Regions from separate parts of the Homo sapiens genome. Here region 2 is linked to region 1. Evidence: read pairs that join two places in POLR2A ChIA-PET (ENCODE). Cell type or tissue: K562. All regions are shown on one strand. Links, peaks and the distances in the headings refer to the core of each region. The heading gives the core; the rest is flanking DNA.

The links. Peaks named below come from ENCODE experiments on the same cell type or tissue, not always from the same donor. Only the 100,000 strongest peaks of a DNase experiment are listed, where the experiment ranks them.
Region 2: POLR2A ChIA-PET joins it to region 1 with 6 read pairs; 5 of 35 experiments call an interaction of 5 or more read pairs at or near these places.

Annotation. Positions count from the first base shown.
Region 1 is chr1:201,546,534-201,551,879 of GRCh38, forward strand. The region is part of intron 1 of NAV1 (neuron navigator 1); the gene reads left to right. Among named protein-coding and RNA genes, the nearest start is that of NAV1, 10 kb to the left of the region's middle. In K562, for the core only: no CTCF peak of the experiment used is centred there; no DNase peak of the experiment used is centred there; H3K27me3 peaks cover 644 bases.
Region 2 is chr1:201,610,994-201,616,372 of GRCh38, forward strand. The region is part of intron 2 of NAV1 (neuron navigator 1); the gene reads left to right. The region is part of intron 1 of LOC124904482 (a long non-coding RNA gene); the gene reads right to left. Among named protein-coding and RNA genes, the nearest start is that of NAV1, 75 kb to the left of the region's middle. In K562, for the core only: no CTCF peak of the experiment used is centred there; a DNase peak (open chromatin) is centred at 3,368; H3K27me3 peaks cover 697 bases.

The DNA.
Region 1 (5,346 bases), core at 1-5,000:
CATTCACTGATTGTTGACATTTTGCTAGATTGCTCTGTATATAGATCAATCTATATAATATTTTTCTGAGCCACTTAAGAGTAATTTGTTGCCAGGCCCAGTGGCTCACACCTGTAATCCCAGCACTTTGGGAGGCCAAGGTGGGTGGGTCACGAGATCAGGAGATCTAGACCATCCTGGTCCAACATGGTAAAACCCCGTCTCTACTAAAAATACAAAAATTAGCTGGGCATGGTGGTGGGTGCCTGTAATCCCAGCTACTCAGGGGGCTGAGGCAGGAGAATCACTTGAACCCGGGAAGCAGAAGTTGCAGTGAGCTGAGATGGCACCACTGCACTCCAGTCTGGGAGACAGAATGAAACTCTGTCTCAAAAAAAAAAAAAAAAAAGTAATTTGTTGACATCATGATACTTAACCCTTCAACACTTAAGCATGTTATTTCCAAAGAACAAGGACATTTTTTTTTTTTTGAGATGGAGTTTCGCTCTTGTTGCCCAAGCTGGAGTGCAATGGCACGATCTCAGCTCACCGTAACCTCCGTCTCCCGGGTTCAAGCGATTCTCCAGCCTCAGCCTCCCGAGTAGCTGGGATTACAGGCACGCGCCACCATGCCCGGCTAATTTTTTTGTAATTTTAGTAGAGACGGGGTTTCTCCATGTTGGTCAGGCTGGTCTCAAACTCCCGACCTCAGGTGATACGCCCACCTCGGCCTCCCAAAGTGCTGGGATTGCAGGTGTGAGCCACCGCACCCGGCCAAACAAGGACATACTTCTATGAAGCTACAGCACCACAATCATACCCGTTAGTACTGGATTTAACAGAATTGTTTAATATATGGCCAGAATCAGATTTTCCAGTAGTTTCCCAAATGCCTTTTTGAGAGTGCTGTATACTTTTTCTCAACCCACAGCCTGCTCAGTTAAGGCCTAAATTGGAATTTTCTCTCTCAGCAAAAGGGAAATAAGGTCATGATCCCTAAAATTGGGATAGTGAACCACGGGAGGAGAAGCACTTTGACTTATATCATTTCATGTAATCGTTCCAACAACTTAGCGAGATAGGTACTAGTATTCTCTCCATTTTACTGGTTAGGAAATTGCAGTTCAGAGAGTTATCTAAGTTGCCCAAATAGTATGAGCCATTATTACCACTCCATGCTGCATGTCATATGTAATGATAGAAAAATAAGAGATTATATTTGTAAAAACCTGCGTCTTTTACATTCCACACATTCTGTATCCTCTTCACTAGGTCTTTTTTTAAATTACTATTATTTTTTGAGACGGAGTCTTGCTCTGTTGCCCAGGCTAGAGTGCAGTGGCATGATCTCGGCTCACTGCAACCTCCACCTCCCAGGTTCGAGCAATTCTCTGTCTCAGCCTTCCGGGTAGCTGGGATTACGGGCACCTGCCACCATGCCCGGCTAATTTTTGTATTTTCAGTAGAGACGGGGTTCCACCATCTTGGCCAGGCTGGTCTGAAACTCCTGACCTTGTGATCTACCCACCTCGCCCTCCCAAAGTGCTGAAATTACAGGCGTGAGCCACTGTGCCCAGCCCACTAGGTCTTATGAGGTGTTAGCACATGCTATGCTGTCCCCATTTGACAGAGGAGGAAAGTGAGGCTCTAAGGCTGGGATTTAATAATATTTATGTAGTCATGATCATGTAAATGACATTTACTGATAGTCTTTATGCAGAGCTCAATATACTTAGTTGTGGTTGCTGGGCAGGCTGTAAATAGCTATCAATAAAGGTGTAACTGCCAAGGCAGGAGGATTTCTTGAAGCCAGAATTCAAGACCAGCCTGGGAAACCTAGCAAGACTCACCCCCCAATCTGTACAAAACATTAAAAAATTAGCTGGGCATGATGGCACATGCCTATAGTATGGTCCTCCTGCCACAGCTACTTGGGAAGCTGATATAGGAGGATCGATCACTTGATCCCAGCCAGGAGTTTGAGGTTGCAGTGAGCTATGATTGCACGACTGCACTCCAGCCTGGGTGACAGAGCAAGATCCCATCTCTTAAAAAAATAAAAATAAATAAATAAGTGAATAAAGGTGTTATTGACTGAAGAAGAGAGGTAGAAGAGGGAAAAGGAGGGTCTCTAATACTCTCCTCTTCTACTGAGGGGATTCAAGAGTCTGTCAAAGTGTTAGAAAACAAGAAACCAAATTTTAAGATCAAAGGTACAAGATAACTCATAAAAGTAACTAAAATCAAATATTGGGAGGAAGAAAAGGAGAAAGAGAGTCGGGTTTAGTGTAAGTGCTCTAAACTTGTCTAACTCCTTTGGTAATGATAGATATTGTCTACAGGTGACAAAACAGGGAATAGTTATTAGTATGTTATCTAGAGTTTACGTGGATAACCACCAAAGGAGCTAATAACAGAAAACTATTTGGACAATAGAATGGAGTTGGGAAGAGGTGGGACAGGAAACTGTTGCTTGTTATTATAAGGTCTTCTGTACAATTTGATGGTGACCACCCAAAACAGTAGTGAGGAAGGCAGGCTTTAAATTCAGATATTCTAGTTTTCTCTTTCTTTCTTTCTTTCTTTCTTTCTTTCTTTCTTTCTTTCTTTCTTTCTTTCTTTCTTTCTTTCTTCTTTCTCTCTCTCTCTTTCTTTCTTCCTTCTTTTCTTTCCTTCCTTCCTTCCTTCTTTCTTTCTTTCCTTCTTTCTTTTTTTGACAAAGTCTCACTCTGTCACCCAGGCTGGAGTGCAGTGGAACAATCACAGCACATTGCAGCCTCAACCTCCCCAGGTTCAGATGATCCTCCCACCGCAGCCTCCCGAGTAGCTGGGATTACAGGCATGTACCACCACGCCTGGCTAAATTTTGCATTTTTTGTAGCGAGGGGGTTTTGCCATGTTGCCCAGGCTGGTCTCAAACTCTTAGGTTCAAGCGATCCACCTGCTTCAAACTCCCAAAGTTCTGGGATTACAGGCATGCGCCAACGCGCCTGGCCTTCTGGCTTCTAAATACACAGAGGTGAGCAGGACAAAAGGCCTGGCCTTGGAGGAAGGAAATCTAAGGCTGGGATTTAATAATATTTATGTAGTCATGATCATGTAAATGACATTTACTGATAATCTTTAAGCAGAGCTCAATATACTTAGTTGTGGTTGCTGGGCAGGTTACAGCCTGCCCAGCAACCACAGAGAGGACTGTCTTAAGACCTGGGTGCCGGCCTGGCTCAGTGGCTCACACCTGTAATCCCAGCACTTCGGGAGGCTGAAGCGGGCAGATCATGAGGTCAGGAGATCGAGAACATCCTGGCTAACAGGGTGAAACCCTGTCTCTACTAAAAATACAAAAAAATTAGCCGGGTGTGGTGGTGGGCACCTGTGGTCCCAGCTACTTGGGAGGCTGAGGCAGGAGAATGGCGTGAACCCAGGAGGCGGAGCTTACAGTGAGCCAAGATCTCACCACTGCACTCCAGCCTAGGCGACAGAGCGAGACTCCATCTCAAAAAAAAAAAAAAAAAAAAAAAAAGACCTGGGTGCCCGCCGGGCATGCTCACCCAGAAAGAGCTCCAGGACGCAGCATGCCCATAAGGATGCACCCAACACCCTACATCCCACATGAATTGCTAAATATTTGTTGTAATTTAAAAAAAATTATAATTTCACTTTTTTTTTGTTTTTAAGAGACGGGGTCTTAACCTGTTGCCCAGGCTGGAGTGCAGTGGCACCAATGCAGCTCACTGCAGCCTTGACTTCCAGGGCTCAAGTGATCCTCCTGCCTCAGCCTCCTAAACAGCTGGGACCACAGGCGCCCGCCACCACACCCGGCTAATTTTTGTATATTTTGTAGAGATGGGGTCTCGCTATGTTGCCCAGGTTGGTCCCAAACTCCTGGCCTCAGGATTGCTCCCAACCTTGGCCTCCCAAAGCATTCAGATCACAAGGGTGAACCACCATCCTTGGCCTATAATTTCACTTTTAAAAGTATTTGGTTATCAGCAATTCATTTATTAATAATTTTAAATTGGCTATTTCTTGGTAACCCTGAACATATGCAGAAATTACTGGATCAGAAGAAAAATTTTATCTGTAAGTTATTTTCAAATAGAATGCATTTTTGTGAAAGCTAAAGTTAAGTATTGAAGAAGTTGACACAATGTTACATTTTATAGATGTTTGATTAAATCTTGATTAACTTCAATTTTGTAGTTTTATGTTTGTATTTGGGAACCCAGGGCCTCTGAAAAGCTCCTCGGCTCTGCACTTTCTGTCCTGGGAACATGTGGGGTGGGTGGTCTATGTATGGCCCTGAAGGGCCTCTCGGCAAATGTTTGAGACCCACACCACTCTGGAGCAGTCACCTGACCCAGAGGATGGAGGTTGGCTTGACTGAAGTTCCATAACCTAAATCCCATCCTGCTATCAGAGTTCTTCCTCAGGCCTTCACTGCAAAGGTTCCTCTGGTCTACTCTATGGTCCGTGCTGAATGACTTCATATCCATCCTCTCGTTTACTCTTCATGGCAACCTTATGAGGTGGGCAGGACAAATATTTCCCTTTCTGTAGATGTCAAAATCGGACTCAGAGAGGCTAAGTAACTTACCCAAAGCCACATAACTTTAGGGAATGAGTTGGGGAACCCAAGTCTTCCAGCTCCTGGTCTTTGTCCTTTCCAATACACTCCAGGGTCATGTATAGCAGAAGGGGCCAGTGGACTGGTGTCTTTCTTTTTTTTTTCTTGAGAAAGGGTCTTACTTTTTTGCCCAGGCTAGAGTGCAGTGATGCAATCATAGCTTACTGCAGCCTCAACCTCTCAGGCTCAAGCGATCTTCCCATCTCAGCCTCCTGAGTACCTGGGATTACAGGAGCACACCACCACACTTGACTAACTTTTACATTTTTTGTAGAGACAAGGTCTTGCTATGTTGCCCAGGCTGGTCTGGAACTCCGAGGCTCAAGTGATCTTCCCATCTCGGCCTCCCAAAGTGCTGGGATTACAAACATGAGCCACCTCGCCCAGCGCCACAGTGTCTTTAATGGCTCATAGAACTTAACCACAGACATCATGTCTGTTATACAAATGCAGAAATCATATTGAGCTTTTAAATTTACTTTGCTATCACATTTATTTTGACAAGCGCTTGAGATTTATTTCTCAATAAAAGCTACTTTAAAGTACACCACCAATTTTATCACTTCTGCTCATTTTTACCCAGTCAAAAAAATAACGTAAAAGTGTTACGTTTTGAGGTTCTGTTTCTCATTTTCTCATCAGAGTTGAAAATTACCATTGTGCATGAATTTAGGCCTGTGTTAGGCTGGCAACCCATTAAAACTCCTCTGCTTTTTAGCCGGTCTGGAGCTAATAAGCCG
Region 2 (5,379 bases), core at 284-5,283, 65 kb after region 1:
TGGACAATCCTAATCCCCATTCAGAGCCAGGAGCCAGCCAGGCCGGCGCTGGGGATACTGAGCCCCACCCCCTCTGCTAACAAGTCCCAGCCAGTAGACCTCAGCTTCCCCTGCTTCCTGCCAAGGCTCTGCCCACTCTGCCCATGCCCACTCTGATGGGGCACCACCACTGGCTGCCCATCCTTGTCTTTCTCTTGACACAGACTGGGGTGATTGCATTCTCTGCCAAGGACCAGGCCCAGCTGAATGGCCCCCAGCTGGTTTGCTGAAGCCTGAAGCCAGGGTCTACAGGCAAGAGCTTGGGGAAGGAGGATGGGCTCAAATCCTTTTACTATGCGCTCCCCACCACGACATCTCAGCTCTTCCTCCATTTCTGTCCTGAGAGGTTGGCAGAGATTAGAGGCTGGACAAGAAGGATAAACATTTAGTAAATGACTATTGCAGTCCTGTCCCCAGCCCTGGGACCTCCTCGCAATGCCCAGTCTGGAAACACTGCGGCCTTATGCGGAGAGGGGGCTGTGTGGTGTGGGGGAAGATAACTGGAGTGGGGGAGTCACCCCAGGCTCTCCTGTTGCTCAGTGGTGTGACTTGGGACAAGTTACTTCCTCTCAAGCATAGGAATATTGTGATTTGCCTTTATACCCTCACCCTTAGCTCCATGTGTGAGCTGAACAAGGTCTGTAAACCACAAATATTGGAAGTTGTGTGCCCAAGGTACGGGTGTTGGGGCTCATTTTTCCAGGGAAGCCTGTGAGCACACTGCTGGAGGCCTGGAGCCTCTGAGATGAGCGAGGATCGGAGGACACAGAGCACCTCCTCACCCTGGGCTGGGTGGGAAATGGGCCAAAGGCGAGGGACAGCAAGGGACAGGGAGGACAGGTGGGAAAGGAAGCTGGAGATGTGTGTGTTTGTGTGTTTAAGAATAAGCATGAGTGTGAGTTGCATGTATGATGTGTGCGGTGCGAGTGTGTATGTGTCAGTGTGTGAGCACGTACCTGTGTGTCTCTGTGTGAATGTGTATATCTGTGTGTATCAGTGTGTATATGTATTTGTAGGTTGTGTGTGCATATGTCTATCTCTGTGTGTCAGAATGTGTGTGTGTGTGAGTGTGTGTGTCTTAGTCCATTCAGGTTGCTATAACAAAATACTTTAGACTGGGCAATTTGTAAACAACAGGCCAGGCATGGTGGCTCATGCCTATAATGCCCAGCACTTTGGGAGGCTGAGGCAGGAGGATTGCTTGAGTCCAGATGGAGACCAGCCTGGTCAATATAGTGAGAACCTCGTCTCTACAAAAAATTAAAAAACAAAATTATCAGGCATGGTGGCATGTGCCTGTGGTGCCAGCTACTCGGCAGGCTGAAGTGGGAGGATTGCTTGAGCCCAGGAGGCTGAGGATGCAGTGAGCAGTGATAACGCCACTGCACTCCAGCCTGGGTGACAGAGCTGCGACTCTGTCTCTAAAAATATAAGAATTAAAATGAAACGTCAGAAATTTATTGCTCACGGTTCTGGAGGATGGAAGTCCAAGATCAAGGTGCCAGCAGATTTGGTGTCTGGTGAAGGCCTGTTCCCCATAGATGGTGACATCTGTGTGTCCTCACGTGGTGGAAGAAAGGGGCAAACAGGTTCCTTCAAGTCTCTTTTATGAAGGGACTTAACCCATTCACAAAGGTGTAGCCCTCATGACCTAATCTCCTCCCAAAGGCCCACCTCTTAATACTATTGCATTGGAGAAGTTTTCAACATAGAAATTTTGGAGAGGACACAAGCACTCGGAGCATGGCAGTGTGTATCTTGTGTCTTGATGTGTGAGTGTGCTTGTGTGGGAGGGTGTGAGTGAGTGTGTGTATGTCTGTGTGTGTGTGTGTCACTATGTGTGTATGGTGTTGGTCTGAGGGGTGCAGCAGTACGAGTCATATCTTCAGAGTGGCACCAAGGGACACACTTCTCTCTTGCCTGAGGTGAAGCCCAAGTTGAGATTTGGCCCTGGGAGGAACTAACCAGGATTTCCAGGGCGGAGGGAGGGTACGTGTCAGATGTTGTAAGAAAGCTTGGAAAGAGACCTGTGTGGGGTCCAGGGATTCTGTCCGTGGCCTCTGGACTCATGCAGGTCATTCTGTCCATTTCCTGTCTCTGAACAGGTTGCATCTAAGTCATCTTCATGTACTCAGGAGTGCCTCAATTCAGAAGGACCTCTATGAAAAGAGATCTCCCCATCTTTCTTACTAACCCATGCCACAGTCTTAAATGTATTTATTTTGGAAACTTGGCCTGCTGTGTAATTTGGTTACCCTCTCCCCGCCTCCCCCCCGCCACCAACCCCATATAAATGGACTGTCCTATTTGTACTCAAATAAGAAAACATAAATTTACGTTAAAGGTGAAACATTCTGGTGACAATGTTTCTGCTATTCTGACTGAAATGGCTGACAAAATTTACTAATTGGAAATTTGGGGCAGAACAGAGAAGGGAGATACAAACTGTGCTAATGACTTGACTTAATGATAACTAGCTAGTATTCAGTGTTTATTATGGACCAGGAACTGTCTTCCATGATTTTCCTCTCATAATTCACTTAGTCTTGGCTAGGTGTGGTGGCTCATGCCTGTAATCCCAGCACTTTGGGAGGCTGAGGCAGGCAGATCACCTGAGGTCAGGAGTTCGAGACCAGCCTGGCCAACATGGAGAAACCCCATCTCTAATAAAAATACAAAATTAGCCAGGCATGGTGGCACACGCCTGTAATCCTGGCTACATGGGAGGCTGAGGCAAGAGACTCGCTTGAACCTGGGAGGCAGAGGTTGCAGTGAGCCAAGATCACGCCACTGCACTCCAGCCTGGGTGACAGCGCAAGGCTCAATAATAATAATAATAAATACTTCACTTAGTCTTTATAGCAACACTTTAAGGTAGATATTGTTATCATCCCTATTTCAAAGATGAGGAAATAGGCCAAGGAGGTTAAGTAATTTGCTCAGGACCACAAAGCAGGAAGCAGCAATACCCAGATTTGTACAACGGTCTGAGGGGACTGGGTGGGGGTTGGGAAGATGGGGCTGGGGGCGAGTGGGGAGAGGGGGTGGTTCTGGCTCCAGGACCTCTGTTTTTAGCCAACACTCTGTGCTGTGCAGTGTCCGTATCTCAGTGCGTGAGTTCAGAGATACTCCAGCCCTTTACTGTAAATATTTTCCTTGTCCTCTTTCTTTCTTTTTTTGGCATATCCAACCCCTAGATGCTCTGGTTAAAATGTTCTGACCTTTTCGAAATGGGTATATTCAGTGCATTCCCAAACGCAATCGCGGCCCCTTTAACAGGGCCACTGCAGGAGGAGCTGTCCTATCAGCACCACGGCCGCCGCCCAGTGTGCCCCCAACCCCGGCAGCTGCTGCGGGCGCCTCAAGGGCAGGAAGGGCGGTGGAGAGCGGGGCCAGGAACTTGCGACTGGCCAGTTCTCCAGACCGGGGAGAGAGGGACCGCCGCCGAATACTGGTGCTCGCCTTCCTTTCCCCTCGCCCCCATCCTGGGAGATCAGAGGGAGCTGGTGCTTAGGCTCTCACCACCCTCTGAGTCAGAATGAAATATTTATAGGCCCAAAACACTTCCTTGCTCTGGGGTTTGCAGAGCTTTAATGGCCAGGTAGCCTCCATTTGTCCTGATGGGGCGGGGCCTGGCGCTGGAATGAGGCTGAAAGGCTGGAAGATTGGGGTGGAAAGGAGTTAGGGCTGAGGCCTGGATTTAGGCTGTGAAGTAAGAAGCACAATGTCTGGAGCTAGACTGTTTGGATCTAATCTTGACTCTGCCATTTACTAGCTGTGTGATCGTGAGAAAGTTCCTTAGCCTCTCTGTGCTTCAGCGTCCTTGCCTCTGAAGTGGGAATGATAATAATAGCACCAACTTATAGAACAATTACAAGTTAATATAGGCAAAGCACTTAGAACAGTGTCTGACAGGCAGTCAGCAAATGCAACTAAAAAGTGTTTGATTTAAAAATAAAGTACCAGGGTGAGACTTAGACAGCAGACAGCTGTGGGATGTAGACTGGAAAGGGAGGAGAGAGAAAAGTGTGTTGGATGTGGCTGATACATCATGTTCAGGGGCAGGGACTGTTCCACTTTGCCTGGGAAGCCACCAGCCTCTCAACTCACCTGCCATCCACCAGACTGTCCCATTCTGTGTCTGAATTTGGCAACTTCCCTTTGGGAGGACGGAGGAGGTATGGCTGTTCTCCTTAACATAATTTCTGCCATTTCTTTCTTTCTTTCTTTCTTTCTTTTTTTTTTTGTTTGAGATGGAGTCTCACTCTGTCACCCAGGCTGGAGTGCAGTAGCGCGATCTCAGCTCACTGCAACCTCTGCCACCTGGGTTCAGGCGATTCTCCTGCTTCAGCCTCCCGAATAGCTGGGATTTCAGGCACCTGCCACCGCACCTGGCTAATTTTTGTAATTTTAGTAGAGATGGGGTTTCACCATCTTGGCTAGGCTGGTTTTGAACCCCTGACCTCGTGATCCACCCACCTTGACCTCCCAAAATGCTGGGATTACAGGCATGAGCCACCATTCTTGGCCAATTTCTGCCATTTCTTGAGCACTTCCTATGTGCCAGTCACCAAGCTAGGTGCCTTATCTTTACTCTTTCATTGCTTCTTTATAAAACCCTATGACTACTTATTGCAGATGCGGACTCTGGGCTCAGAAAACTTAACTTTTCTAAAGCCACATAGCAGGAAGTAGCAGAGCTAGGATTTGAACCCAGATCTTCCAGATTCAAAAGCCTTTACTCTTTCCATGACACATTTTTCGAGCTGTCTAGTTTCCTACCCTTTCCACTGTGAGCATTTGGGTGTTATTGTGTGAAGCATGGACAATGTTGTTCCTGTTGATGCTTCAGGTTTCTGATCCAGACCTGGCAGGTGTTCTTATCCTCTTCTGCTCTGCTGGAAGCTCAGGAGAATGAGGCAGCTCAGCCTCTATCCCTGGGTACGTGGGATGGAGGGACACTTGAAAAAGAAGGTTTTTTTTTTGTCTCTGTGATCATAATAAATAACAGAAATACTTGTTGGTCCTTACTATGTGCCAGACACTGTTCTAAGCACTTTCTGTTCATTAACTAACTTACTCTTCACAGCAATCCTATGAGTAGATCCTGTCTCAATCTCATTTTACAGAGGAGAGAACTCAGAGGTTCCGCAATTTGCCTTAGGTCACACCACCAGCAAATGACAGAGCCACGCTTTGGACCCAGGCATTCTGGCTCCAGAGTATATTCTTTAACCACTGTACCACAGAATCTCTTTAAAGAGCAGGAGTCTGTATTGGGGCACTGACGGATAGACCCAGGGGCATGAGGAGTTCTACCATCAAATCCACTACTTCCCA